5 separate regions of the Homo sapiens genome follow, and regions 2, 3, 4 and 5 are each linked to region 1. The links are chromatin contacts, found by Hi-C or POLR2A ChIA-PET in ENCODE. All regions are on one chromosome and are shown on one strand. Each heading gives the region's core, a stretch centred on a gene start or an enhancer-like site at or near the end of the contact. The rest is flanking DNA. Distances are from core to core; before and after follow the strand shown. Region 1 holds the start of SENP5 (SUMO specific peptidase 5). Region 2 holds the start of RUBCN (rubicon autophagy regulator). Region 3 overlaps RUBCN (rubicon autophagy regulator). Region 4 has its middle 44 kb from the start of BDH1. Region 5 holds the start of TM4SF19-AS1 (TM4SF19 antisense RNA 1).

The links. Hi-C counts contacts between places; a loop is a spot of excess contacts on that map. ChIA-PET counts read pairs that join two places held with the same protein, here RNA polymerase II (POLR2A). Pooled maps may share reads with other maps.
Region 2: a loop to region 1 is called in a pooled map, with 6 times the contacts of the local background. The contact joins the promoter of RUBCN here to the promoter of SENP5 in region 1. A Hi-C loop is called at or near these places in 8 of 50 pooled maps. POLR2A ChIA-PET finds 5 or more read pairs at or near these places in 2 of 52 experiments (activated CD8-positive, alpha-beta memory T cell and activated T-cell).
Region 3: a loop to region 1 is called in a pooled map, with 14 times the contacts of the local background. The contact joins the enhancer-like site here to the promoter of SENP5 in region 1. A Hi-C loop is called at or near these places in 6 of 50 pooled maps. POLR2A ChIA-PET finds 5 or more read pairs at or near these places in 2 of 52 experiments (T-cell and activated T-cell).
Region 4: POLR2A ChIA-PET joins it to region 1 with 12 read pairs in Panc1. The contact joins the enhancer-like site here to the promoter of SENP5 in region 1. POLR2A ChIA-PET finds 5 or more read pairs at or near these places in 3 of 52 experiments (AG04450, HEK293 and Panc1).
Region 5: a pooled map shows a loop between it and region 1 (15-fold over the local background). The contact joins the promoter of TM4SF19-AS1 here to the promoter of SENP5 in region 1. A Hi-C loop is called at or near these places in 8 of 50 pooled maps. POLR2A ChIA-PET finds 5 or more read pairs at or near these places in 2 of 52 experiments (CD4-positive, alpha-beta T cell and WTC11).

Annotation. Positions count from the first base shown.
Region 1 is chr3:196,865,403-196,871,130 of GRCh38, forward strand. SENP5 (SUMO specific peptidase 5) reads left to right here and starts at 2,518. Exons shown (of 10, transcript NM_152699.5): 1 at 2,518-2,671. RefSeq lists a silencer at 2,295-2,874 and an enhancer at 3,526-4,027.
Region 2 is chr3:197,734,510-197,740,237 of GRCh38, forward strand. It overlaps RUBCN (rubicon autophagy regulator), which reads right to left and starts at 2,395. Exons shown (of 20, transcript NM_014687.4): 1 at 2,146-2,395. The coding sequence starts at 2,210. RefSeq lists enhancers at 693-742, 1,673-2,520 and silencers at 2,109-2,658, 5,018-5,150.
Region 3 is chr3:197,709,567-197,715,294 of GRCh38, forward strand. All of the region lies in intron 2 of RUBCN (rubicon autophagy regulator), which reads right to left. Among named protein-coding and RNA genes, the nearest start is that of RUBCN, 24 kb to the right of the region's middle. RefSeq lists enhancers at 2,431-3,051, 2,772-3,066, 2,775-3,144. Within about 2 kb of position 2,890, at least 39 of the 41 ENCODE cell types and tissues checked have a DNase peak (open chromatin) inside an H3K27ac peak, as active enhancers do.
Region 4 is chr3:197,597,492-197,603,219 of GRCh38, forward strand. No RefSeq gene overlaps it. Among named protein-coding and RNA genes, the nearest start is that of BDH1, 44 kb to the left of the region's middle. Within about 2 kb of position 2,248, at least 5 of the 41 ENCODE cell types and tissues checked have a DNase peak (open chromatin) inside an H3K27ac peak, as active enhancers do.
Region 5 is chr3:196,314,921-196,320,648 of GRCh38, forward strand. TM4SF19-AS1 (TM4SF19 antisense RNA 1) reads left to right here and starts at 3,412. Exons shown (of 2, transcript NR_046724.1): 1 at 3,412-3,517. It overlaps DYNLT2B (dynein light chain Tctex-type 2B), which reads right to left and starts at 3,320. Exons shown (of 5, transcript NM_152773.5): 1 at 3,120-3,320; 2 at 1,178-1,311. The coding sequence starts at 3,232. It overlaps TM4SF19-DYNLT2B (TM4SF19-DYNLT2B readthrough (NMD candidate)), which reads right to left. Exons shown (of 6, transcript NR_037950.1): 6 at 1,165-1,311. LOC107986031 (a long non-coding RNA gene) reads right to left here and starts at 2,671. Exons shown (of 2, transcript XR_001740547.2): 1 at 2,054-2,671; 2 at 1,522-1,922. RefSeq lists a silencer at 2,840-3,089 and an enhancer at 3,150-3,249.

The DNA.
Region 1 (5,728 bases), core at 1,268-3,767:
ATGCAGTGGCTCACGCCTGTAATCCCAGCACTTTGGAAGGCTGAGATGGGTGGATCACGAGGTCAGGGGTTTGAGACCAGCCTGGCCAACATGGTGAAACTCTATCTCTTCTAAAAATACAAAAATTAGCTGGGTGTGGTGGCGGTCACCTGTAATACCAGCTACTTGGGAGGCTGAGGCAGAATCACTTGAACCTGGGAGGCAGAGGTTGCAGTGAGCCGAGATTGCGCCATTGTACTCCAGCCTGGGCAACAAGGGCGAAGCTTGGCCTCAAAAAAAAAAAACAAACAACAACAACAAAAAAAAACAAAACCTGAAAATCTAATATTTAAAATTAAGAACTCAATGTATAGATTTAACAGCAGATTGGAGATTATAGAAGATAGACTCAATAACCTGAAAAACAGAAAACCTTCAAACTGAATAATTGAAAAAAAAATTGACATCACAAAGTGTAAAAGACACGGTGAACAAGATCAAATAATCTTACATATGGGCTGGGTGCCGTGGCTCATGCCTGTAATCCCAGCACTTTGGGAGGCTGAGGCAGGTGGATCACCGGAGGTCAGGAGTTGAAGACCGGCCTGACCAACATGGTGAAACCCTATCTCTACTAAAAATACAAAAATTAGCCGGGCGTGGTGGTGGGCGCTTGTAATTCTGGCTACTCGATAATAATACTATTATAATAGTATTATCTACCTCAGTAGATAATACTGCTGAGGCAGGATTATCGCTTGAACCCGGGAGGCAGAGGCAGAGGTTGCAGTGAGACGAGATTGCGCCACTGCACTCCAGCTTGAGCAAAAAGAGTGAAACTCTGTCTCAATAATAATAATAATAATCTTACATATGTAATTGGTGTCTCGGAGAACAGGCATAGAGAATGCAGCAAAAACCATATCTGAAGAGATAATGATTGAGAATTTCTCAAAACTGATGCAAGACATCTACCCACAAATCAGAGAAACTCAATGATATCCAAGACAGATAAATACAAAGAAAACAAAGATAGGGCACAAAATAAATGGCTAAAAATCACTAACAGGCTGGGTGCGGTGGCTCACGCCTGTAATCCCAGCACTTTGGGGGGCTGAGGCGGGCAGATCACGAGGTCAGGAGATCGAGATTATCCTGGCTAACTTGGTGAAACCCGGTCTCTACTAAAGAAATACAAAAAAAATTAGCCAAGCGTGGTGGTGGACGCCTGTAGTCCCAGCTACTCAGGAGGCTGAGGCAGGAGAATGGCGTGAACCCGGGAGGCAGAGCTTGCAGTGAGCCGAGATGGCGCCACTGCACTGCAGCCTGGGCGACAGAGCGACACTCCTCTAAAAAAAAAAAAAAAATCACTGACAAAGAGAAACTGTTAAAAAGAAGTGAGAGGGCCTGGTGTGGTGGTTCACGCCTGTAATTCGAGCACTGTGGGAGGCCCAGGTGGGAGGATCACTTGAGCTCAGGGGTTCAAGACCAGCCTGGGCAACATAGGGAGATGTCATCGCTACAAAAATAATGATAGTAATAGTAATAAAAAATTAGCCGGGCGTGGTGCAGGAGCCTGTGGTCGCAGGTACCCTGGAAGATGAGGTGGGAGGATCGCTTGAGCCCAGGAGGCAGAGGTTACAGCGAGCCTAGGGTGTGCCACGGCACTCCGGCTTGGGCGAGACAGCAAGACCCTGTTTGGAAAAAAAAAAAAAAGAAAAGAAAAAAGAAAAAAAAATCAACAGTAATTGCAGCCATTGCTTAGAACTAAGACTAAACAAAGCTTTTGTTTGGAAAGGAGTACTTTTTCATTAACATTGTTTAGAATTTTCTGACACATGATGATAATTAAAAGCAAACCATCCTGCAGTTGGCTTCGGTATTGTTTTTATCTTCTCCACCATCAATGCATATCCTTACTGCCTACACAGGCTCTCAGCAACGCACTGTTGGTTTTCCATTGCAGTCACCTCCACTTTATTCTTCCAGATCGAGTATGTTCAAAACTGAACTCATCTTCCGCCATAAATCTGCTATTATTATGTTTTTGCCTGTCAGGACATCGGCTTATAATTTTGGAAAGCATTCACAGTTGGGGCGGGTAAGACATAGATAAAGAGGCCAATCACAATACCAGGGGTAAGATCAATAGGAAAACCAGAGAGCGGACGCCTGGGCCAGGCCTCACAACGTCCAGAGCTGGAATGGGTCTTTTGCTTTCGGCGCAGGGGTGACGGGATCAGCGGAGGGTAGGGGTGTACACTAGCTGCGGTCTGATTTAGCCCTTTTAGGTTAAAAGCTGGAGAAGGGGCTGAAGTCTCAAACGCGCTTAGCAGCTCCTGAACGCGGTTCCCATCCCAGCGCGTTCTGAGGGAGGCCGGGGCTAAGGACGCGGTGACGGGCGGGGGCGGGGCGGCCCCGGGTCGGGAGGCGGGGCGGGAGCGCCGGAAGCGGGCGGTGCCAGGCCCAGCCTCGCAGGCGGAAGGGCGCGGAGGAGGTGACGCGATAGGCCAGCGCCGGCGTCGCGGCAGCCGCTTCAGAGGAAGCTCGGCGGCTGTGGCCGCGGCGAACAGGCCGGACGCCTCGTCGCTGGCGGGGCTTCCCTTGGAGCTGACGAAGGCGGGGTCCGCGGTCCAGGCTGCTGCCGCGACGGGGCCGGCGGCGGGGCAGCTGCCAGGAACGAGGGTAGCAGGTAAGCGGGGACGCGGGCAGACGAGTGACGGACTCAGCGATCGCCTGGCGGGGCTGGCTGGGGCCATTCCCGCGCCGGTGCGCCACCTCAGCGCCCGGTCCGGAGGCCTCGAGCCGCCCTCCCCCGCCCGAGCTGGAGGCCGCCGTCCGTCTCGGCCACAGCCTCCCTTTCCGGGGGAGGCGAGCGAGCTCGTCCCGAGGGGCCGCTGCCCTGCGCTCTCGCTCCAGCCGGGCTGTGCGTCGCAGGCACCGGGAAGCTGGCGCCCCCCAGCTCCTCCTGAAGCCGGGAAAGCTCTGAGAGGAGGAGCCGCTGTCACAGGCCTCCAGCTCCGGCCGCCGTGGAAGTCCGGGGTTTTTATTTGCTTAGACCGCTCTGCCTCCTTCCGGCCTTCGTTTCTTTCCTCGCGCTCCCCGGGACCCTTTTCCAGAGAGCCCGGTTGGGCATGAGCGCGGTGGGAGACGTCTTTTCCCTTCGGTCTGCTCTGAGCGGTATCAGCCTCCGCTCTACGCCCTGTGGCCACTCTGTCGGGGTGGAGGGATGCGGAGAGGATGTGGGAGTTTTGGACTTAGAGCGAGAATAGCCGAGGTGAAATCCTACCCTGCTCTCTGGTAGTGTTTTTCATCTCATGCTAGATAGACATTTCGACCTTTTTCACCGCAGGTAAAGTGGGACTTTCTTCTACCAATGTAAATTATAATGTTTGGAGAATTAAATGAAGAAAGCAGACGTTAGTTATGAAATGTTTTGAGAATCTGGTTAAATTTAATTTAAGAATATCCAGGACACTTCATGATAGGTTCCTACTTATGTTTTTTTTTTGCATTTTGCCCGGAATAACTAAGCTTGGTATGGAAAAGGTTGCCTAGAGATGCCAGGCGCTCGTGTGGTCAGAGCCTAACTGCAGTCTCTGTTTTGGGTGGGCAGCATCAGGAAGAAACCAGACTCTCTCCTAGCCATCCACATGTCTCACGCTTATTGATGGCATATTATTGGTATATGAGGGATGGCTTATATCAGTTTTGATCTTTACTCAAGATAGCTTTTTCCCAGTGCATCTTTTCTAGGAGAAAAGCTTGGTATGTAGAGGAGGGTGCTGGGGAGGGGGGCTTCATTTACACCTGGGCTCACAATTTTTTTTTGGAGGGGGGACAGGGTCTCACTCTGACACCCAGCCTGGAGTGCAGTGGCGCGATCTTTTCAGCTCACTGCAACCTCCTCCTCCCAGGTTCAAGCGATTCTCCTGCCTCAGCCTCCAGAGTAGCTGGGATTACAGGTGCCCGCCATCGCGCCCGGCTAATTTTTGTATTTTTAGTAGACATGGGGTTTCACCATGTTGGCCAGGCTGGTCTCGACCTCCTGACCTCAAGTGATCTACCTGCTTCCGCCTCTCAAAAGTGCTGGGATCAGCCGGGCGCGGTGGTTGACGCCTGTAATCCCAGCACTTTGGGAGGCCGAGGCGGGCAGATCACCTGAGGTCGGGAGTTCGAGATCAGCCTAACCAACATGGTGAAACCCCATCTCTACTAAAAATACAAAATTAGCCAGGCGTGGTGGCGCATGCCTGTAATCCCAGCTACTCGGAAGGCTGAGGCAGGAGACTAGCTTGAACCCGGGAGGCGAGGTTGTGGTGAGCTGAGATAGTGCCATTACACTCCAGCCTGGGCAACAAGAGCAAAACTCCGTCTCAAAAAAAAAAAAAAAAAAAAAAAAAGGTGCTGGGATTACAGGAGTGAGTCACTGCGCCTGGGCTATATTACTTTCTAAATCAGCCTTTTTTTTTTTTTTTGGTAGGCCATTATGTGAATCCTTCAAAAATCATAGAAAAATTGAAATTTAACAATATTTTGCTTTTATTCTAGCTTGTCATAAACCCAGTGCTCTATACACAGGCCTGCCTTTCTGCCTCCTTCATCCTGGCATGCATGGCCATTTACTTTGTGTTATTAGCCAGCTTCCTATGGAGCTCAGTTTGAGAACGGGGTTCTGTGCTTCTCTAGTTGCCAAACATCTGATTGAAGTAGATCACCTTGGCATTTGCGATATTAAGCATGTCTTTGCGAATTTTTAGTTCCTTTTTCTTTTCTTGGTTAGATTGTACTCTGTCACTGATTTAAAGAATTTGGTAGACGCTCAGAAAGGGTCAACTGGTAAGGTGGTCACAGTGCTTTACATGTATTTTTCTTACCTATTATGGTGAAACCCTTGTGACTTTTTTTGGGCGTGGGTAATATTTTCAAAATTAAGGTAAATAGGCCATCAGGCTGCGTTGAACTTTCTCTTTTAGGGAAATATATTCATTCTCCAATTATTCTTTGGTAGCCTTCTTATTGCTTTAGCAATTCCTACTCTATTATTAGTAGAGCCGGAAATGGACCCTACATCACAGATTCTCCAAATATACTAAATTATTTTTTCTCTAAAATGATCATGTTTATAGCATGTTGATTTTCTTTTTTTTTCTTTTGAGACAGAGTTTCACTCTTGTGCAGGCTGGAGGGCAACAGCTTGATCTCTGCTCACTGCAACTTCCGCCTCCCGGGTTCAAGTGATTGTCCTGTCTCAGCCTCCCAAGTAGCTGGGATTACAAGCGCCCACCACCACGCCCGGCTAATTTTTGTATTTTTAGTAGAGATGGGGTTTCACCATGTTGGCCAGGCTGGTCTTGAACTCCTGACCTCAAGTGATCTCTCCGTCTCAGCCTCCCAAAGCGCGGGGATTACAGGTGTGAGCCACTGTATCCGGTCAGCAGCATGTTGATTTTCTACAACCAGATGACAAAGGATATCCTAAAGTCAGTGATTTAAAAAGTCATGTTGGCTTGGTGCGGTGGCTCATGCCTGTAATCCCAGCACTTTGGGAGGCCGAGGCGGGTGGATCACGAGTCAGGAGTTAGAGAACAGCCTGGCCAACATGGTGAAACTCCGTCTGTACTGAAAATACAAAAAAATTAGCTGGGCATGGTGGCGGGCGCCTATAATCCCAGCTACTCGGGAGGCTGAGGCAGGAGAATCGTTTGAACCCATGAGGTAGAGGTTGCAGTGAGCCGAGGTTGCACCA
Region 2 (5,728 bases), core at 1,145-3,644, 870 kb after region 1:
GTCCATTTCTCAGCTTTCTCATCTGTGACACAGCAATAACAGTAGTACCGACCACATACAATAGTTATAGGGATTAAAGAAGTTAACGCAGTATTCATATCTTAATACCTTAAAACAATTCCTGGCATGTGGTAAATAGCATTTGTTACATACATTAAAAAAATAACTAACCCAGCCTCCCTCACATGAAGTGGTAGAGGGAAATCAAAACAATCCTAAAACGTGTTTAGAATTTACATGGGACCTTTCACACGAAGCACGTCACAGACATCTGCAGGAAGAATAAATAGTCAAATAGGCAAAGCAGAAACTGAAACATGGAAAAGGGAAGTAAGATGTTCAGTTTCACTTAGCACAAATCATTCTCAGATCTCAGGCAGGAGCCCCAAAGTCCTGTCAGTCCAGGTTTTGTTCAACAGGCCACTTTGCACATAAAAGTAGAGTCACCCTTAAAAATAGCAAGTCTTCACCCAGGAACATCTCATAAATCTTCCCTTGTTGATATTTTCTCAGAGGTAAATATTCTGCTTCTAGTTTTTGGATCCCAGCTGCTCCTGAGACCATCATTATATCTGAAACTGTTTCTAAATGTCAAGTGAGGTCAGGCCTGGTGGCTCACACCTGTTAATTCCAGCACTTTGGGAGGCCGACGTGGCGGGGGAGAATTGCTTGAGCCCAGGAGTTAGAGACCAGCCTGGGCAATATGGTGAGACCCTGTCTCTACAAAAAAGTTTTTTAAAGTAGCCAGATGTGGTAGCTGGCACCTATATCCCCAGCTACTTGGGAAGCTGAGCTAGTATAATCGCTTGAGCCCAAGAGTTGGAGGCTGCAGTGAGCCGTGTTCACGGCACTGCGCTCAGCCTGGGGGACAGGGTGAGGCTGTGTCTCAAAAAATAAAATAAAAATAAAATAATAAATGTCAAGTATGACTCCCTTAAGCCACATTCCTGCTCTCGCCTGTCAGCATTCCAGCCTCTTTAAAAAAGATTAAGACCAGAGTTATTAATGAAGCAAACCCTAAATATGGAAGGCATCTCTACAGACTCCGATTCATCATTTAGTCAAAGTAGTTCGGGGTTTCTTTGGCTTTTTGTTTTTTGAAGACAGGGTCTTCCTCTGTCACCCAGGCTGGAGTGTAGTGGTGCGATCTCGGCTCAATGCAGCCTCGACTTATTGGACTCAAGTGATCCTCTCGCCTCAGCCTCCCGAGTAGCTGGCACCACAGGTGAGCACCACCACGCCGAGCTAATTTTTGTATTTTTGTAGAGACGGGGATCTCCCTAGGTTACCCAGGCTGGTCTCAAACTCCTGGACTCAAGCGACCCGCCTCAGCCTCCCCCAAGGTGCTGGAATTACAGGTGTGAGGCACCGCACCCGGTCCAAAGTAGTTTTTATATTTTAAATCCCCCAATTTCTAGAAGATATGAGCTTTCTGACATGGTTCCATATAAATAAATGTGAACTTGCTTAGTTTGCATTGTGAGGAAAAAGGGACAGGTTTGAAGACGAAAAGGAAATGGCACAGAGGTCCTGCCACTCTCTGACAGGGATTCGGCAATGACAAAGTGCAGAGTTTCTGGTCTCATTAGCAGTCCCCGCCCCACCGCACTGCCATGACACTCGCTCACTTTCTCCCCAGGCTCTCCTCGCCTTCATCCCCATGCTCATCTCTGCCTAAGCTTCTTCCGAGGCCACTCATAACGCTTCACCTCTGCTCCCAGGAATTCTCACATCCTCTTCGCGTTGGCCCCACTTGCTGTCACGGCAAGTTTCAGTCCGGGTGGTGCCCTGCCCCTGTCTATAGACTCTGGCCTGTAAAACCTCACTGCACCCCTCTGGCCTCTTCGCCCAGTCTCTCAGCTGCCACCTCCTCTCCAGCAGTCTTGGATCTGAGCTTCACCCTCCTCTGCTGCCCTTGCCCTCCGCAAATCCCACCCACCCTCCTCACCCTAAGCCGGTTCCTTCGTCCCATCCCCGCCCCGCCCGTCCTTCCTCTGCGAAATGCTTCCCAAACAAGTCCTCCGCAGCCGTCGTCCTCAAGACTCGTCGCGCCCGGCCCTTCTCTCCGTGACCCCGCGCCCTCCCAAGCCTCCCGGGGCTCCGGCGCCTGTCGCTGCCCCGACTCCGCGGCGGCTCCCAGCCCACCTGCTCTCCTCAGGCAGGCGCTCCTCGCCGCCTCCGAGCTCCATTCCCGCGCCCTCCGGCCGCATCCGGGGCGGTGAGGCCGCCTCTTCGCCCAAGAGAGGCGTCCCTGCCGCTTCGCCCTTCAGGGCTCCCGGGGCCCCCTGGGGCCGGAGGAGGCACCTGCGGCCGGTGGGCTCCGGGTGATGCGCTACACCCGGGCGGCGACAGCGGGAGGGACCGCCGCCTGGGCTGCGGCTTCTATCCCGGCCACCCCCACTTCCGGCTCCGGGGACTACAGCCCCCGGCGAGCACTCCGAGGCTAGGCCGCTCCCGCAGGACGCGTCCTCCAATCCCAGGCCGCGCTCGCAGACCGCGCCCCTCCAACGGCAGGCCGCTCCCGCAAGCCGCGCCCTCCAATCCCAGGCCGCTCCCGCAGGCCGCGCCCTCCAATCCCAGGCCGCGCTCGTGGATTACTACGCACCCGGTGGTTGGCTGGGCCGGCTTGCAAGCGGCGGGGGACCTTGGTCTCAGGAATCCGTGCCGGGGCGTATCCTTATTCACCCCCGTGACATTACACGCTGGGGACCGAACTCAGTCCGAGATGTAGACTAGGCAATAACGCTAATCTAATCCCGGTACGATTAACCCCACTCAGCCCGCCCTGGCTTAATGTCCGCTGGTGGTGTTTGGAGACCTCGAGCATTTAAATGAAGCGCTCACAAACAAGAGCACAGGTTGCTTTGGGATCATAAAAGAGCAGGAGAGAAAGGCTTCTGGGGGCTCTCGGAAGATGGATGTCAACGCAGAGTTTTCAAGGCTGAGTACGGGTTAGCCAGGAGAAAGAAGAGAAGGTGGAGAGAGCAACACGGCAGATACAAGGAAGGAAGTGCTGGCTTGGGAACTGCAGGTGCTGGGTAGCCAGAGCTGGGAAGGAGTGAGCAGCAGCATGGTGTGGGCATTCTGGTGTGGGGAAACCAGATCATGAAATGCCATTTTAAGGAGTTTGGATTTTATCCTGAAAACAATCAGCAAATCAAGCATATGCAAATCAAGAAGTGATTTGATCGAATCTGATGAGAAAGCCACTTTTGACAATGTGGACAGGAGATGGGGCAGATATAATACTATATTGAGGTAACGGTGGAAGGCTAGATAGGAGACTGGTCATCCTTATGGGGGATAACCAAGTAATGCTAAGAAGTGAAGCGAACCAGTTGAAAGAAACGTGGGCCTAGGGTTGCCAGATACTCTGGTTTCTCTTTTTTCTTTTTCAAAGACGGGGTCTCTCTCTGTCGCCCAGGCTGGGGTGCAGTGGCGCAATCATAGCTCCCTGCAGCCTGGAACTCCTGGGCTCAAGCAGTCCTCCTTCCTCAGCCTCCTGAATAGCTGGGACTACAGGTGCGAGCCACCACACCTAGCTATGATATTTTGATTTTTTAAAAGAAGCTAGGATCTGCATTTTTAAGCACTACTTCCAAATTTTTAAACGTTGGCAACAAATTTTTTAAACTTTCAACTTTGCACAGGCCAAACACAGCTTGTCTGTAGGCTGAAGGTGGCCCTTGAGTTGCTAGTTTGCAAACCCAGGCTTAAACTACAGCAGCGGTTGAAGAGAACAAGGAGGCTCAGATTACAGCAATGTGAAGGCAACAGAATCAGCACTACTCTATAAAGGACTGACTGTGGCAAGTGAGGGAGAAAGAGCGATCAAGAATAACTCCGTGAAAAACTAATGACTCTATATTAAAATAATATATGGCTTTTAGGTATTTTCAAACTTGACAAAAGTGTTTTGGCAATTAAAAATGAAATGAAAGAGCCTCTTGAAGCCATTTATGATTTCATTTAGGTTAAAAAAATACTCTCTTTCAAACTTTCTCATTTTCCTACTAAACGATTATACTTCTTTAAGAAAGGGGCAATATTACTCATTGGGATTTCTCTTCCTTCTGTGACTTTCTTCTCTTTTGGAGACGCAGTCTTGCTCTGTCACCCAGGCTGGGGTGCAGTAGCGCTGCCACAGTTCACTGCAGCCTCAACCTCCTCAAGCGGATCCTCTCACCTCAGCTTCCCAAGTAGCTGGGACCACAGGCAGTGCCACTATGCCCAGCTAATTTGTTTTTTTTTTTTTAATTTTTGGTAGAGACAGGGTCTCACTGTGCTGCCTAAGCTGGTCTCAAATTCCTGGGCTCAAGCAGTCCTCCTGCCTCAGTCACCCAAAAAGTATTGGGATTACAGGCATGAGGCACCATACCTGGCCTTACTTCTAGTTCTATAAATGTATGAACTTTATTTTTTGGCATACAGTATAATCCCAAATTAACACTATATTATTTATTTATTTATTTTTGAGACAGAGTTTCACTCTTGTTGGCTAGACTGGAGTGCAATGGCGCGATCGGGTTCAAGCGATTCTCCTGCCTCAGCCTCCTGAGCAGCTGGGATTACAGGCATCCGCCACCACGCCCGGCTAATTTTGTATTTTTTAGTAGGGACAAGGTTTCTCCATGTTGGTCAGGCCGGTCTTGAACTCCCGACCTCAGGTGATCCGCCGGCTTCGGCCTCCCAAAGTGCTGGGATTACAGGCGTACTAAAAAATACAAAAAAATTAGCCGGGCATGGTGGCAGACGCCTGTAATCCCAGCTACTCAGGAGGCTGAGGCAGGAGAATGGCTTGAACCCAGGAGGCAGGGCTTGCAGTGAGCCGAGATCGTGCTACTGCACTCCAGCCTGGGCGATAAGAGCAAGACTTCGTCTGAAAAAAGAAAAAAAAAAAAAGGCCGGGCGTGGTGGCTCATGCCTGTAATCCCAGCACTTTGGGAGGTCAAGGCGGGCAGATCACGAGGTCAGGAGATGGAGACTATCCTGGCTGACACGGTGAAACCCCGTCTCTACTAAAAATACAACAAAAAATTAGCCGGGCGTGGTGGCGGGCGCCTGTAGTCCCAGCTACTCCGGAGGCTGAGGCAGGAGAATGGCGTGATGAACCCGGGAGGCGGAGCTTGCAGTGAGCAGAGATCACGCCACTGCACTCCAGCCTGGAAGACAGAGCTAGACCTGGGCGACAGAGGGAGACTCCGTTTCAAAAAAAAAGGCAATCAGCTTTATCAGGAAATCCTAGGGGCCAGAAGCGGTGGCTCACGCCTGTAATCTCAACACTGGGAGGCCCAGGCAGGCGGGTCACTTGACACCAGGAGTTCGAAACCAGCCTGGCCAACATAGTGAAACTCTGTCTCTACTAAAAATACAAAGAAAAAATAGTCGGGTGTAGTGGCACACGCCTGTAATCCCAGCTACTTGGGTGGCTGAGGCATGAGAATCGTTTGAACCCGTGAGGTAGAGGTTGCAGTGAGCTGAGATTGTACCACTGCACTCCACCCTGGGTGACAGAGTGAGACTGTCTTGGGGAGAAAAAAAAGAAATCCAAAAACTAAAATTGTAGCAAAAAGGCTGGAAAACAGGCTTTTTCTCATATGTCCAAGTTCAAGTTACATGTACTGGATTTTCTTTAAAGCCATTAATAAACATGACAATAATCTGCACTAGCCATGCGTTACCTATCCCATCCCTCTACTTTCCCTCATAATCCTGAACCCCTTCTTTT
Region 3 (5,728 bases), core at 1,640-4,139, 840 kb after region 1:
ACGGGGTTTCTCCATGTTGGTCAGGCTGGTCTCAAACTCCCCACCTCAGGTGATCCGCCTGCCTCGGCCTCCCAAAGTGCTGGGATTACAGGGGTGAGCCACCGCGCCCGGCCTGAAAAGCTACTATATTAAAACTGAGTGGTGATGGCAAATAAACAGAGAACAACACACCAGAATAGAAATTGAGAAGTTGATACAAATGCATAGGAAATTAAATACATTCCAAATAAATTACAGATGGAACAATTTGAATGTAAAAAACTAAGCCATAAAAGTAATAGACAAAACCATGGGAAAACACTCTTAATAACTGCAGAGTAGGCTGGGTGTGGTGGCGCACACCCGTTTAATCCCAGCATTTTGGGAGGCAGAGGCAGGCGGATCACTTGAAGTCAGGAGTTCGAGGCCAGCCTGGCCAATATGTGAAACCCTGTCTCTACTAAAAATACAAAAATTAGCCAGGCGTGGTGGCATGCACCTGTAATCCCAGCTCCTCGAGAAGCTGAGACGGGAGAATTGCTTGAACCCAGGAGGCGGAGGTTGCAGTGAGCTGAGATCGTGCCACTGCACTCCAGCCTGGGCAACAGAGTGAGACTCTGTCTCAAAAAAAAAAAAAAATCACACAGTAGAAAAGCCCTTTCTAAGCACCACACAAAGCCCTAAGAGAAGTCATAAAAGAACTGATTAATTTGACTTACTAAAAGTCAGATATTTTGGCACAGTAAAAGCCACCATAAGAAATGTCAAAAGACGGCCGGGCGCGGTGGCTCATGCCTATAATCCCAGCACTTTGGGAGGCTGAGGCGGGTGGATCACCTGAGGTCAGGAGTTCAAGACCAGCCTGACCAACATGGTGAAACCCCATCTCTACTAAAAATACAAAATTAGCTGGGCATGGTGGCACATGCCTGTAATCCCAGCTATTTGGGAGGCTGAGGCAGGAGAATCGCTTGAACCCCAGAGTCAGAGGCTGCGGTGAGCTGGGATTGTGCCATTGCACTCCAGCCTGGGTAACGAGTGAAACTCCATCTCAAAAAAAAAAAAAAAGAAAGAAATGTCAACAGACAAACTAGGAAAAAATATTTGCAACTCCCATTACAAAGGACTAATTTCCTCAATAAATAAAGAATATCTATAAATCAGTAGGAAAAGACTAAATCTACTGAAAATAGGAATAAAATAGGAAAAAGTTCACAGGGAAAAAAATTCAATGACACTTATAATATCTTTTCATGCTAAGAGAAGTGTAATCTTTTACTTTTTTTTTTTTGAGATGGAGTCTTGCTCTGTCGCCCAGGCTGGAATGCAGTTGTGTGATCTTGGCTCACTGCAAACTCTGCCTCCTGCCTCCTGGGTTCAAGTGATTCTCCTGCCTCAGCCTCCCAAGCAGCTGGGACTACAGGCACATGCCACTAAGCCCAGCTAATTTTTGTATTGTTAGTAGAGACAGGGTTTCACCATATTGGCCAGGCTGGTCTCAAACTCCTGACCTCGTGATCCACCTGCCTTGGCCTCCCAAAGTACTGGGATTACAGGCGTGAGCCACCACGCCTGGCCTCTGGTGAGGATATTTATATACATAACTTCCTGGAGAGTAATTTAGCAATAGCTATCAAAATATCAAATGCACATGCCCTTTAAGAATTCTAGGAATTTATCCTACGGTAAAGGGCAAAATTATTTATACACAAGCACTGTTACTAATAGCAAATGATTGGAAACAATCTAAATATCCATTCACCAGGGGACTGGCTAAATAAGTGATGGTACATACGTACAATGGAATATTATAAAATGACAGCTGTAAGAAAGAATGAAGAAGCTCTCTATGTAATGATTTCGGATGAATTACAAAACATATTAAGTGAAAAAGGCAAGATACAGAATAGTTACTACAGTATGCTATTATTTATATTTAAAAACTTGCAGGTATAGCAAAGAAAATCATTGGTAATTGCTTTTATAAGCATAAAAATTCTCTGGAAGGGCTGGGCATGGTGGCTCATGCCTGTAATCCCAGCACCTTGGGAGCCAAGCTGGGAGGCTGCCTGAGGCCAGGAGCTTGAGACCAGCCTGGGCAACATAGTGAGACCCTGTCTTTAAAAAAAATTTTTAATTAAAAAAAAAAATTCTCTGTAAGGAAACTAGTAAATGGTAGTTTTTTATGTGATCAGAAGGGAGCAAGACTTTTCACTGTATAGTTTTATACTTTTTTGATTATCTAGCTACGTAAAATACAGTGTTCAAAAATTAAATATTTTTCAAGTTATAGAGTGATATATATAGTACAACCTTAATGTTTTTTTTAAAACACATAAATACATAGAAAAAAGCAGAAAATATACCTCAATGTTAGAGTGGTGACTATCGCTTGGTGTTGGGATTATGGGTGATATTTACTTTCTTCTAAAGTCTTTTAGGTATTTTCTGAATTTTCAACAAAGAAAATATATTACCTACATTACATATTCAGAAAAAAACCACAGAGGTCTTTTTTTCATTATTGATTTTTTTTTAATTGGACCATCTATGCTGCCAAGAACTAGTTTCTTCTTGATTGTGGCAAAAGGAGGAATCCTTTCACTTCTCCTATTCAGCTGAGCAATCTCAGGGGCTAAATGTCTCCACATTTCTAAGCAACAGAAAAGAGGCTATCAAATATGCCTTGCCTTCTGGAAGGACTAAAAAGGTAGCCCAGATGCAGCTGTCAAGAAAAATGAGATCCCTCTAAGAATACGATCATGATGTTACAGCTTTCCTAAGGCCCTGAGTGAATTTTTAAAAATACAATTCACATTCCATAACGCATCCTCCTGAGAGCCCAGAGGGGACATGAGCAGCATGAATCACTGTATCAGCCCCTCCTCCTGACGAGGGCACAACACCCAGAATAGCTCGGTGATGACGCAGCAGCCTGAAACCTTTGAAAGCCCTCATCTTTCAGAGGGAGGAAATGAAAGCGAAAAACAAGTTCTTGACGCAGACTTTAATTCTCAGATCTTTACCAGGCAGAACAGAGCAGCAAGGAAACCGGCACGGATCTTTTGATTCTTCCCACTAGAGCCTGCAGTTGCTAAATGTGTGTGTGTCCATATGACAAATCTGCCTGATTAGCTCTGCTTCTGATTACTAACACTACTGGGGTTCTCAGGATAGGAGGCATGTAAAAAAGGAGAGAGAAAAGATAAAATAAAAACAAATAAAAAAATTAAAAATACTACTGCTATTTTGCAGATGATCATATGCTTTGATATTTTTCATTCTGATGACCAGATACTTTCACAGATATTATCACTTTTTTTTTTTTTCTGAGATGGAGTTTCGCTCTTGTCACCCAGGCTGGAGTGCAATGGTGCAATCTCAGCTCACTGCAACCTCCACCTCCCAGGTTCAAGCGATTCTCCTGCCTCAGCCTCCCGAGTAGCTGGGATTACAGGCATGCACCACCACGCCCGGCTAATTTTGTATTTTCAGTAGAGATGGGGTTTCACCATGTTGGTCAGGCTGGTCGTAAACTTCTGACCTCAGGTGATCTGCCCGCCTCAGTCTCCCAAAGCGCTGGGATTACAGGCATGAGCCACTGTGCCTAGCCAGATATTATCACTCTTAATAACTATAACAAGATATGTGAATAGTGTTTTGCATTTATCAAGCAGCTTTCATTTGAGATTCTCATTGATTTGACTTCCATTTCTCTTTCAGGCACAGATAGTGAAACTGTCTTGTAATATGGTTAAGTGATTACTCTAGATGACAGTTTAATATTAGTAACAGGGCCAAGAGAAGAACCCATTTGCTATTAGGACACAAGTACCTGACCCATTGAGTGGCAGTGCCACTCATCTGGTAGCTATTTTGGTCAGCAGCCTGGGAAACTTGCACTGAGTTTCTGTAAAACACACTGGCAGGATTCCCAAGTTTCTGACTTGGGAGACTGAGCAGGTCAATGCCACAAATAGGAAGAAGGGCAATCTCATGAGAGAACATAAGTTTAGTTTTGGTAATGTTGTGCTCGGGCCTGAAAGACAGCCAGACAGTAAGGTACAGGAGACAGCTAATCTTCTGGATTTAGAGTTCAGCAGAGAGGTGAACCTGCTGAACCCTGAGGTGGGGGTCATCAATGGGTGAGTGATCGTGCAATGTGAGCAGATGAAACTGCTTCAGGAAAATACACAGAGTAAGAAGAGAGAAGGGCATACGGCAGAACTGCATTAAAAAAAATTCCAGGCCAGGCACGGTGGCTCATGCCTGTAATCCCAGCACTTTGGGAGGCTGAGGTGGGCGAATCATGAGCTCAGGAGTTCAAGACCATCCTGGCTAACACGGTGAAACCCTGTCTCTACTAAAAATACAAAAAAAAATTAGCCGGGCGTGGTGGCGGGCGCTGTAGTCCCAGCTACTCGGGAGGCTGAGGCAGGAGAATGGCGTAAACCCGGGAGGCAGAGCTTGCAGTGAGCTGAGATCACGCCACTGCACTCCAGCCTGGGCGACAGAGCGAGACTCTGTATCAAAAAAAAAAGAGAATACAAAGACAAAAGAGTTATATAATTTGCCCAGCACCACTCAGTTAATGGTGAAGCTGAGATTAAAATGTGAGCAGTCTGATTCAAAAGTCCGTAATTTTAACTGCTACGTCACTTTATTTCCCATGGATGTGAGCAATGAGTCTAGATTCTGATCTAGGTTCTAACTGACTCCAAAGACTTTTGTCAGTCTATGATACAATGTTGCCTCCTCAGTCCTAGGATGGTGCTTTTTGCTGTTTTGGGTTTGCTTTTTTTGTTGAGACAGGGTCTCCCTCTAGGCTGCAGTGGCACAATCATAGCTCACTGGAGCCTCAACCTCCCAGGCTTAAGCAATCTTCCCAGCTCAGCCTCCGGAGTAGCTGAGTCTACAGGCATGCACCACCATGGCTGGCTAAGTTTTTAAATTTTTTACAGAGATAGGGATCTTGCTGTGTTGCCCAGGCTGGTCTTGTATTCCTGGCCTCAAATTTCTAGTGATCTTCCTGCCTCAACTTCCCGAAGTGCTAGAATTATAGGCATGAACCACCACGCGCAGCCAAGTATACACACTTTAATACCAATTAGTTGATTAGCTCTTTTCCAATGTGATTACTGGCTGAGAATAAATTCTGATAAAAAAGCAAGATGAGCTTAGAGTTCCAGGTAGTTATACGAGGCCCTGACAGGGGATGACATGAGCGAGAACACACAATTATGCCTGTATTTGTGAGGTCTGATTTTTTTTTTAAATAGGAGGATACTAAACCCCAGTGACTCACTTGACAACTTTATCCAGAACCAAAATGTATTTAAAACACTGCAAATGGAGTAACTGCCAAAGAGAAAGCAGAAACCTTTAAGAATTATTGGATTCTACTCATTTCAAAACTCAAAGCTGATTATAGAGTTTTTGAGGATATAAAGAAAAAGAAACTCGGCTAGGCGCAGTGGCTCACGCCTGTCATCCCAGCACTTTGGGAGGTCGAGGCAGGCGGATCATCTGAGGTCAGGAGTTCGAGACCAGCCTGACCAACATGGAGAAACCCTATCTCTACTAAAAACACAAAACTGGCTGGGCGTGGTGGTGCATGACTGTAATCCCAGCTACTCGGGAGGCTGAGGCAGGAGAATCGCTTGAACCCGGGAGGCAGAGGCTGTGGTGAGCCGAGATCGTGCCACTGCAACACAGCCTGGGCAACAAGAGCGAAACTCTATCTTGAAAA
Region 4 (5,728 bases), core at 998-3,497, 730 kb after region 1:
GACAGCAATTTGAAGTTGTGTTAGCATTCGGAATGAAACAGGACTCTTAAGGCCAGTCAGTTTTGCCACTGATTAACCATGTCACTCCTCCCTCTCTGAACCTTGGCTTTCTTATCACTAAAGGAAGAGGTTTGGACAAGATGGTATGCATGAAAATGATAATGTTTTGATGTTTATCGTTTATTTGGCCTTTGAGCCATAAGAGCTCAGTTAATCCCTGTGAAATCATTTTTATTGCCTCCCCACTTTTCACAGAGAAAGAGAATTGGAAAAGCACAGTCATTTTTGAGCATCAAGATAAAGAAGATGGCCACATAAAAGCTTCTGCAAAAACCCCACGGAGGACCTAGTCCCTTATGTTACTTAGTGTTCCTTATATAACAGTTTACATGAAAAAATCCTCCTGAAAGTTAGTGCCTGATAAATATGTCCCTCCAGAAGATGTAATATGCGTCATTTTATAAGGCAGAATCAACTTTCTAACACTTCATGTTTTTCTTTTGTTTAACTGCCAGGAAGCTTGGAGCTAATTATGCCAAGATTATAATAACCATTTAAATCTCAAAGTCCTGGCATTATCTCCCATATCTTCTAAATCCTAATGCCTAAGTTTTCTTAGGGAGACTATCTGTGAATAGGGGGATTGTGTAATTTATCATCGAAATGGGAGTCTTTTCAGAGGGAGAAAACTATTCATAAATGTGCCAGGTGATAGATATAAGCCAGGACTGTCCCAGGCAAACCGAGATGGGTAGGCACCCTACCTGTAGTTGGAAACAGGTTTGCCAAAAATTATATACAAATAGCGGTCGATTAGACCTGGTTGGTGCAGCAGTTCTGGGTCTCATCAAACTCAGCAGAATAACACAGAGTAGAGATAGATGATAAGCCACAGGAAACAACAACAAAGGTTCTGAACGTATTTGTGGGTGTGGGAAGGGAATGGGTGAGCCCTCTCCCATCATGCAGCCCTATCCCACTTTATTTCCCAAAGCCTGTGCCTCCTCAGTACTGTGGACATCGTGTCTTGTGGCCAGTCGCAGCTCAGAGCCTCACTCTCTCTCCCAGGCTGGAGTGCAATAGCACGATCTCGGCTTACTGCAGCCTCCGCCTCCCAGGTTCAAGCGATTCTCGTGCCTCAGCCTCCTGAGCAGCTGGGACTACAGGAGCGAGCTACCACACCCAGTTAATCTTTGTATATTTAGTACAGATGGGATTTCACCATGTTGGCCAGGCTGGTCTTGAACGCCTGACCTCATGATCCACCGCCTTGGCCTCCCAAAGTGCTGGGATTACAGGCCTGAGCCACCGCGCCCGACCAGCTGTTCAATTCTTTATAGGAGGGGCTTAGGTTGGGCAAATCTGTTTAGAAGGGAAGGTCAGGGGGACTTTAATCCGGAATTGTAAGGCACTTTACTGAAGACTGGAACAAATGTGATTGTCCATCTCAAAAAAATGGGGTGGTGCTGATGAAGATGATGAGACCCTGAAAGTCAGTCACCATGCAGTCGGCTCCCTCACAGAGCATGCCACCCCAGCGTTTGCCTGCTCACATCCTGCTATGCTTTTCCCCATGCCGAGGACAGTACTGACCTCCCCACCTTTCTCCTGGCACAGCCAGTTTAGCTGCGGGACCCTCTCCTCTGCAGACAGGTCCCAGCAGGGCTCAGAGGCAGGAAGAAGCCGCTATGCCGCTTCTATGAACCAACACTAGAGGTCGCCCTTCTCCAGCATCGGACAAGAGTCCACCAAAGGGAGAGCTCCAGCTTCTGCTTAAAATGCCCTGATCACAGATGACAACTCCGGGGGGACCTCGCCCCACGTGGGAAGGCACTGCTCTAAGGCAGAGGAGGAGGCTGAGCCCACCCAGCCCCAACGGAGGCCCAAGGTTGCTGAGGGGAAGCAGAGCTGGGCTGGAGGCAGGGACAGGCCCATCTTCAGAGTCCTTTCTCCTGCCCAGCCATCCCCGTGGAGAGAACGCTGTGCTCCAGGGGAAGCCAAGTGCCTTGGGATCTGAGGAGCTGCCTGGCGCTGGGCTGGGAAAGACCGAATCGTTTCCAGGAGCGATGAACATCTGGGAGCGACAGAAGCCTGTGCAGCCTGCAGAGTGACTAATGTGTGTGTAAACTGTGAGGGGCTATGCATGCAGAGGCAAGCACATTCATTCGTAATTGGCCGCTCATTCTCTGCAAATAGAGACCCTGTCTAAAGAAGGCTCAGGTGCCCGGTAAGAGCCATCGTAGCCGGGGCTGCCTGGCTTGTCTGTTGTTCTCGCTCCCTTGGGTTCCTGGGCAAGCTTTCCTCACCAAGCCCCGGCTGTCTGTGTAAAAAGGAAGGGAGGGTACTTCCAAAAGGCAATTCTACACTATTTTTTTTTGTTTTTTTTTGAGACGGAGTCTCGCTCTGTCTCCCAGGCTGGAGTGCGGTGGTGCGATCTCGGCTCACTGCAAGCTCCACCTCCCGTGTTCACGTCATTCTCCTGCCTCAGCCTCCTGAGTAACTGGGATCACAGGCGCCCGCCACCAGGCCCGGCTAATTTTTTGTATTTTTAGTAGAGACGGGGTTTCACCGTGTTAGCTAGGATGGTCTGGATCTTCTGACCTAAGGTGATCTGCCCGCCTTGGCCTCCCAAAGTGCTGGGATTACAGGCGTGAGCCACCGCGCCCGGCCCAATTCAACATTCTTTACTTTTCTAGTCATAACCTATTTTCAGCTGGAAACCAGAAAGGCTGGTTCTATGTGCAGATGGCAATGCTGAGGTTTAGAGGTAAAACACCCACCTGAAGTGAATAGAGGCTGGACTGGAACCCAGGATGGCTCACCTGGAGGCGGCGCTCCCATACGGCACCCGGCAGCCTGTTTTGTACAGGAACAATACTTGCCTTCCTCCGCAAAAAACAAACAAACAAACAAAAAATGCAGGGGTTGAAAAGAAAACTGCCTGAGCTGAAAAGTTTTGTTGTTGTTGTTCTGAGACAGGGTTTCCCTGTCGCCCAGGCTGGAGTACAGTGGTGTGATCTTGGCTTACTGCAGCCTCCGCCTCCCGGGAGTAGCTGGGACCACAGGAGTGTGCCACAGCTAATTTTTGTATTTTTGTAGGATATGGTTTTGCCATGTTGCCCAGGCTGGTCTCGAACTCCTGAGCTCAAGCAATCTGCCAGCCTTGTCCTCCCAAAGTGCTGGGGTTACAGGTATGAGCCAGCGTGCCCCACCTGAAAAGTTTTAAATGAGGCAAGGGTGTCAAAACAAACAAAAAACAACAACCAGGAGAAGTGAGCATTGCCTCTGAGCCCCATGTGCGATCCCTCAGATGCCGAGGCAGGTTGCACTATCACCCACCATGAGCCCTCCGACCCTGGCCTGTGGAGTGGAGAAAAGACGCCAACTGCTCCCCTGCAGCACCCTGCGCTTTTCTTCCTCCAGGCCCGATGGTGGGTCTCAGCCAGCTGGTTACACACGAGCGCGCGACATGTCCAAAGCGAAGCACAGCCCTTTGTGTCGTCAGCAGGGGAAGAGATAGCAGTTGCTCCCACATGAAGCCCAGGGTACCTGGCAGAGTGCAGCCCCTCCTCTTCCCACTGGGAGGAAATAGGGTAACTAACCCATTTCCCAGATGCAAAGTGATCTGGAGGTCCTCCCTCAACAGACCCTTCAAGCCGAGCGTCATCGGGAGCTGAGTCATCCAGACACTATGGTACTAGGTCTGTGCCATCACAGAACTAAAGTCACTCTCTCTTCAGCTAGAGGAGAGCCTCTCACGGACAGGCGCCATGGCTGATTCATCCTAGCATTGCCCACAAACCTGGACTCACGGGGTACGGTGGGTGCTTAGTAACTACTCATCCATCAAATTGTCCAAATTAACCTCACTGCTGAATGGAATTAAGCCAAGGCCACCTCTCTTGGGAGAAGCGTGTTTTTCTGGAACACAGGGAGGATCCTTAGCTCTAACAAGTTGACATTTTGAAACATAATAACCCTTAAAAGGCATCTGTTTGTTTTTTTTTTAAATAACTCCGGAAAAAAGGACCTTTCATAGCAGTACTGAGTATCTACCCAAAAGTACGCGTGATCGTATTTCTTCTTTGTTTCTTCTCAGGAAGGAATGGTTTTCCCAAGCCAGTGCCTTCCTGGGTGTTTCACTGCCCTTGAGAAGCTGGATGCTGCCAGAAGGGAGTGAAGCCATGAGAACAGTCTGTTATTCATGTTCGATTCCTCTTGACCTTGAAGATCTTTTTTTTTTTTTAATTATTTATTTTTTTTATTGATCATTCTTGGGTGTTTCTCGCAGAGGGGGATTTGGCAGGGTCACAGGACAATAGTGGAGGGAAGGTCAGCAGACAAACAAGTGAACAAAGGTCTCTGATTTTCCTAGGCAGAGGACCCTGCGGCCTTCCGCAGTGTTTGTGTCCCTGGGTACTTGAGATTAGGGATTGGTGATGACTCTTAACGAGCATGCTGCCTTCAAGCATCTGTTTAACAAAGCACATCTTGCCCCGCCCTTAATCCATTTAACCCTGAGTGGACACAGCACATGTTTCAGAGAGCACAGGGTTGGGGGTAAGGTCACAGATCAACAGGATCCCAAGGCAGAAGAATTTTTCTTAGTACAGAACAAAATGAAAAGTCTCCCATGTCTACCTCTTTCTACACAGACACGGCAACCATCCGATTTTTCAATCTTTTCCCCACCTTTCCCCCATTTCTATTCCACAAAACCGCCATTGTCATCATGGCCCGTTCTCAATGAGCTGTTGAGTACACCTCCCAGACGGGGTGGTGGCCGGGCAGAGGGGCTCCTCACTTCCCAGTAGGGGCAGCCAGGCAGAGGCGCCCCTCACCTTCCGGACGGGGCGGCTGGCCGGGCGGGGGGCTGACCCCCCACCTCCCTCCCGGACGGGGCGGCTGGCCGGGCAGGGGGCTGACCCCCACCTCCCTCCCGGACGGGGTGGCTGCCGGGCGGAGACGCTCCTCACTTGCCAGACGGGGTGGCTGCCGGGCGGAGGGTCTCCTCACTTCTCAGATGGGGTGGCTGGGCAGAGACGCTCCTCACCTCCCAGACGGGGTCGCGGCTGGGAAGAGGCGCTCCTCACATCCCAGACGGGGCGGCGGGGCAGAGGCGCTCCGCACATCTCAGACGATGGGCGGCCGGGCAGAGACGCTCCTCACTTCCTAGATGAGATGGTGGCCAGGCAGAGACGCTCCTCACTTTCCAGACTGGGCAGCCGGGCAGAGGGGCTCCTCACATCCCAGACGATGGGCGGCCAGGCAGAGACGCTCCTCACTTCCCAGACGGGGTGGCGGCCGGGCAGAGGCTGCAATCTCGGCACTTTGGGCGGCCAAGGTAGGCGGCTGGGAGGTGGAGGTTGTAGCGAGCCGAGATCACGCCACCGCACTCCAGCCTGGGCACCATTGAGCACTGAGTGAACGAGACTCCGTCTGCAATCCCGGCACCTCGGGAGGCCGAGGCTGGCAGATCACTCGCGGTTAGGAGCTGGAAACCAGCCCGGCCAACACAGCGAAACCCCGTCTCCACCAAAAAAAATACGAAAACCAGTCAGGCGTGGCGGCGCACGCCTGCAATCGCAGGCACTCGGCAGGCTGAGGCAGGAGAATCAGGCAGGGAGGTTGCAGTGAGCAGAGATGGCAGCAGTACAGTCCAGCTTCGGCTCGGCATCAGAGGGAGACCATGGAAAGAGAGGGAGAGGGAGACCGTGGGGAGAGGGAG
Region 5 (5,728 bases), core at 2,162-4,661, 550 kb before region 1:
GTCGAGGGTTGAGTAAGGGAAGTAGCTAAGGATTAGGGAGGAGAGATGGACTGCAGGTACTAAATGCCAGGCTGAGGACTTGACAGCTTGGGGGAAGAAACAACCAAGAAATACAGGGGAAAGGAGTCCCTGTACTTTCTGGTCTTTCTGAATACTAAGATTTTTTGGACAGTGTTTTATTTCACATCTTCACTCTTTTCCCCCATCTGCAAAAACTTACATGAGTAAAAGTCACCAAATAATTAGAGAAGACAAGACACTGAAGAAAAAGTTGTCTTTAATAGAATCCACAGCTAACATTCTATTTACGTTTTTTTAATAGAGATGTTTTATTTTTTTATTTTGCTTTTTTTTTTTTTTGAGACAGAGTCTCACTCTGTCACCCAGGCTGGAGTGCAGTGACGCGATCTCAGCTCACTGCAACCTCCACCTCCTGGGTTCAAGTGATTCTCCTGCCTCAGCCTCCCAAGCAGCTGGGACTGCAGGCGTGTGCCACCACACCCAGCTATTTTTTGTATTTTTAGTAGAGACAGGGTTTCATCGTGTTAGCCAGGATGGTCTCAATCTCCTGACCTCGTGATCCACCCGCCTCAGCCTCCCAAAGTGCTGCGATTACAGGCGTGAGCCACTGCGCCCGGCCTTTATTTTGCTTTTTAATACACATGAGGTCGGCTGGGCGCGGTGGCTCATGTCTGTAATCCCAGCACCTTGAGAGGCCGAGGCGGGTGGATTACCTGAGGTCAGGAGTTTGAGACCAGCCTGACCAACATGGAGAAACCCCGTCTCTACTAAAAATACAAAATTAGCCAGGCGTGATGGTGCATGCCTGTAATCCCAACTACTCAGGAGGCTGAGGCAGAAGAATCACTTGAACCCGGGAGGCGGAGTTTGCAGTGAGCCAAGATCATGCCATTGCACTCCAGCCTGGGCAACAAGAGTGAAACTCCATCTCAAAAAAAAGAAAAATAGACATGAGGCCTCACCATGTTGCCTAGGCTGGTACTGAACTCCAGAGCTCAAGCAATCTTCCTGCCTTGGCATGCTAAAGTGTTGGGATTGTAGGCGTGAGCCACCACACCTGGCCCCAATGTCCTTTGTTTAAAGATGGAGAGGGGGCAAATGGGTAATACTGACTCTGTGAAGAGAATGAGTCATTTCCAGTTATCACCATGATTACCTTTTAATTTATCTTTAATGTTTTCTGATAAATGTTTTGTAAGCTGAGGCATTTCTTCTGGAGAATATTCAGCATTTGCCAGTTCCTCCTTGAGCACAGCATGGATACAGTCTTTAACCACAGAGGGCCTGAACCTGAATGGAACAATTTGTGAACATCCAGTCGGTGACTCCACAACCCCAGCTTACCTTCATACCGCAACTTCTCCCATCTTTTTGTCATTAGTACCACTTAATCCTTCTTTTTCATATTTTTTATTATAAAATATAAACAAATTAAGACAAATCATAGGCCACATGTGTATCTTCAACCTGGACCTGCACTGAACTTCAACACATTCCAACTCATGCTCCATATGAATGTTTATTAGGCAACTCAATACATCCAATAATGAGCTTCTCATACTCCCCTCTCCCCCAAAACAAAATATATACTTGTTGTTAATTTTGTTCTGCACGCTTTCACAAAATAAAATAAAATAAAATAAAATAAAAAAATACGGCTGAATGGCATTCTGGGCATTCAGAACCTTTTACCAAGATAACTGAGGGTATCTTTCTCTGTGTTCATTCTACCCAAGGGAAAAATCCTGTATGAAATTTGTATCACTTTTTCTGTGAGTTACCAAGAGAATAAAAATAAACAAAGAAATTTGTATCACATTATAATCAAAATTCCTGTTTTCCATATTTGCCAAGCAAATATGGGGTGTGTGTGTGTGTGTAAAGTTAGTGATCTTACAAACCTAGCTGAGTACCCTCTGCTCTGGCCCGTGAGCCTGACATTTTTTTCAGTGTGTGTGTGTGTGTGTTGTGTGGTGTGTGTGTGTGTTGTGTGGTGTGTGTGTGTGTGTGTAAAGTTAGTGATCTCACAAACCTAGCTGAGTACCCTCTGCTCTGGCCCGTGAGCCTGACATTTTTTTCAGTGTGTGTGTGTGTGTGTGTGTGTTGTGTGGTGTGTGTGTGGTGTGTGTGTGTGTGTGTGTGTGTGTAAAGTTAGTGATCTTACAAACCTGAGTACCCTCTGCTCTGGCCCGTGAGCCTGACATTTTTTTTCAGTGTGTGTGTGTGTGTGTGTGTGTGTGTTGTGTGTGTGTGTGTAAAGTTAGTGATCTTACAAACCTAGCTGAGTACCCTCTGCTCTGGCCCGTGAGCCTGACATTTTTTTTCAGTGTGTGTGTGTGTTGTGTGTGTGTGTGTGTGTAAAGTTAGTGATCTTACAAACCTAGCTGAGTACCCTCTGCTCTGGCCCGTGAGCCTGATATTTTTTTCAGTGTGTGTGTGTGTGTGTGTGTGTGTGTGTGTAAAGTTAGTGATCTCACAAACCTAGCTGAGTACCCTCTGCTCTGGCCCGTGAGCCTGATATTTTTTTCAGTGTGTGTGTGTGTGTGTGTGTGTGTGTGTAAAGTTAGTGATCTCACAAACCTAGCTGAGTACCCTCTGCTCTGGCCCGTGAGCCTTAATCCTAGCGAGGGCTCGCTGCGGTGGTCTAAGGGCCTCCAGATCCCACCCGGGTAGGACTTCGCACAGATGCAGCTCCCGCGCCGGGAGTGAGCCCATCCTGGCACCCGTGTGCACAGTCACCCTCGAATCACGGCTGAACGGCATCCGACGCGAGTGGCTTCCTGCCTCTATTCTACCCATCTCCTTACTCAGGACGCCATCGCGGGTTTCCCAGGGCCAACCATTCCCGCCGCGCCACCCTAAGACGCGCCCGGCGCCCAAACACTGAGGAAGCGGGTGGGGTCCCCTGCGGCCCCTGCAGCGGGAGGGGCGCCCGGACGTCACAGCAGGGCCGCCCGCCCGCCTCGCGGCCTCCCGCCTCCCGCCCCGCGGACCCCGCGCGTCCCCCGCGCTCCTTCCGTGGCCCAGGTCCCAGGCGAGCTCCGCCCCTCAGACCAGCGCGCTCGAGGTCGCCCCGCCACAGCCCGTCCTCTACCCGCCTCTGCTGGAAAACAGGCCGCAGAATATAGGTGTTCTCGGGCTCCCCTGCGTTCTTCTCAGCCTCAGGCACCCCGTCGCCCACCGAGAAGGACACTCCGATGGACGTGGCCATGCCGGGGCTTCTCGGTCCGGGCGTAGCTCGCGATGAAGGCCTAGCGGGTTGCGGTCGCGGCCGGCAGCAGGGAAAGCGTCTCCAGGGCAACAGGGCCGCCCTCCCGCCTCGCTGAAGCCCGCGAGCGCCCCGCACAGCCGCCCTCCCTGCCCGCGCCTGCGCACCGGCTGCTGGGCGGGAACTGGTCGCGTCCGGACGCGCGACAGCTTCCACCCGCCTCAGGCAGTATCAGCCGCGCCGCAGTCGGAGGAAATAGACGCGGGGCCTGAGGCTCCTGGACTTGAGGTATTAGGCTGGTGCAGAAGTAATTGCGGCGGCCGGGTGCGGGGGCTCAGGCCTGCAATCCCAGCACTTTGGGAGGCCGAGGCGGGCGGATCACCTGAGTCAGGAAGAGTTCAAGACCATCCTGGCCGACATGGTGAAACCCCATCTCTACTGAAAATACAAAAATTAGCCGGGCGTGGTGGCGCGTGCCTGTAACCCCAGCTGCTCTGGAGGCTGAGGCAGAATAATCTATTGAACCCAGGAGGCCGAGGTTGCAGTGAGCCGAGATCGCGCCACTGCACTCCAGCCTGGCGACAGAGCGAGACTGCGTCTCAAAAAAAGAAAAAAAAAAAAAAAGGAAGGAAGGAAAGAGACTTAGGCTGCATTCCCCGCTTTTAAAAATATATATTTATTTTTATTTTTTTAAACGAAGTCTCGCTCTGTCACTCAGGCTGGAGTGCAGAGGCGCGATCTCGGCTCACTGCAACCTCCACCTCCCAGGTTCAAGCAATTCTGCCTCAGCCTCCCAAGCAGCAGGGATTACAGGCGCGCCCCACCACGACCGGCTAATTTTTTTTGTATTTTTATTAGAGACGGGGTTTCACCATATTGGCCAGGCTGGTCTCCAACTCCTGACCTCAGGTGATCGCCCACCTCGGTCTCCCGAAGTGCTGGGATGACAGGCGTGAGCCATCGTACTCTGCCGCATTCCCTGCTTATAAGCACCAGTCCCTGGTCCTGTTTTAGAAGGCTGTTGTATCTTGGCCTCTGCTAGCTTCAAAAACTAAGGCCCGATGAGGTAGCTCGTGCCTGTAATCCCTGTTTACAGGAGAGGCTGAAAGGGCAGGGATTCCTTTTTTTTTTTTTCCCACTTGAGACAGGGTCTTGCTCTGTTTCTCAGGCTGGAGTGCAGTGGCACACTCACCGCTCACTTCAGCCTCGACCTCTTGGACTCAAGCAGTCCTCCCACCTCAGCCTCTGGAGTACCTGGAACTACAGGCGAATGCCACCGCGCGTGGCTAATCTTTTTAATTTTTGTAGAGATAGGATCTGGCTATGCTGCCCAGGCTACTATTGAACTCTTGGGCTCAAGTGATTATCCCACCTCAGCCTTCCGAAGTGCTGGGACTACAGGCATGAGCCATCACAGCCAGCTGGGATATTGTTTTTCGAATCGCTGTCATGTTCTGTACTATATGCAGTTCCTGAAAGAATGGAGGCAAGAAGGAGTCAGCTAACCACTGTGAACTGTCTTAGTGCCAAGGACCCACCCTTCTCTCCTTGGGGTCCTGCTGACCCATCAGAATAGGGCTGAGCCAGGATGGGGCTTGTGGAGATGATGTGTATGAGTGTGCATGCACTTGTGTGTGCATGCCTAACATCCAAAACTAGATATAAATTCTTTAAACTTTTCATTAGTTGGCCAGGCACGGTGACTCGCACCTGTGATCCCAGCACTTTGGGAGGCCGAGGCGGGCGGATCATGAGGTTAGGAGATCAAGACCATCCTGGCTAACATTGTGAAACCCGGTCTCTACTAAAAATACAAAAATTAGCTGGGTGTGGTGGCATGTGCCTGTAATCCCAGCTACTTGGGAGGCTGAGGCAGGAGAATTGCTTGAACCAGGGAGTCGGAGCTTGCAGTGAGCCGAGATCACACCACTGCACTCCAGCATGAGACTCTGTATCAAAAAAAAAAAAAAAAAAAAAAATTCTGCGTGAGTTGTGTGGAGGTGTCAGTACCTTTCCCCAGCAAGAGAAGCTTCTCCATATCAGGCATATCCTAGCCATGACCCTGAAACTAACCAGCCAAGAGGGAAATGTGAGACAAGCCCAGGCAAGCTTCCTGGATGTTGTATGCAGGAATAGGATGTGCTCTCTGGACTTGGAGACTTCCTGCCTGCTCAAGAGGCTGTGCCTCCTTGTGTCTCCCACAGGCCTCTGTGTCCACCTTCCCCACCCTGGCAGGCCTGCTAGGCCAGCAGCCCTGGAGAGGAAAGGGTGAGGTGGTGTTTGAAGGGACCTGCCTCCTACGAGCTCTGCTGGTTGGACTGTCGGATGACAGAACCGTGCCTCTGAGCCTGGGAGAGGGAGGCACCCCTGTGTTCTGGAAGCCCCCAGTGCTTCAGCAACTCCTCACTGAGGCAGAATAGTGGAGGAATCAAGCTGGGATCCAGGGGACTGAGGAGGGGATAGAGCAGCACCTGGGCCCCACATTCCCTTCCAACAGAG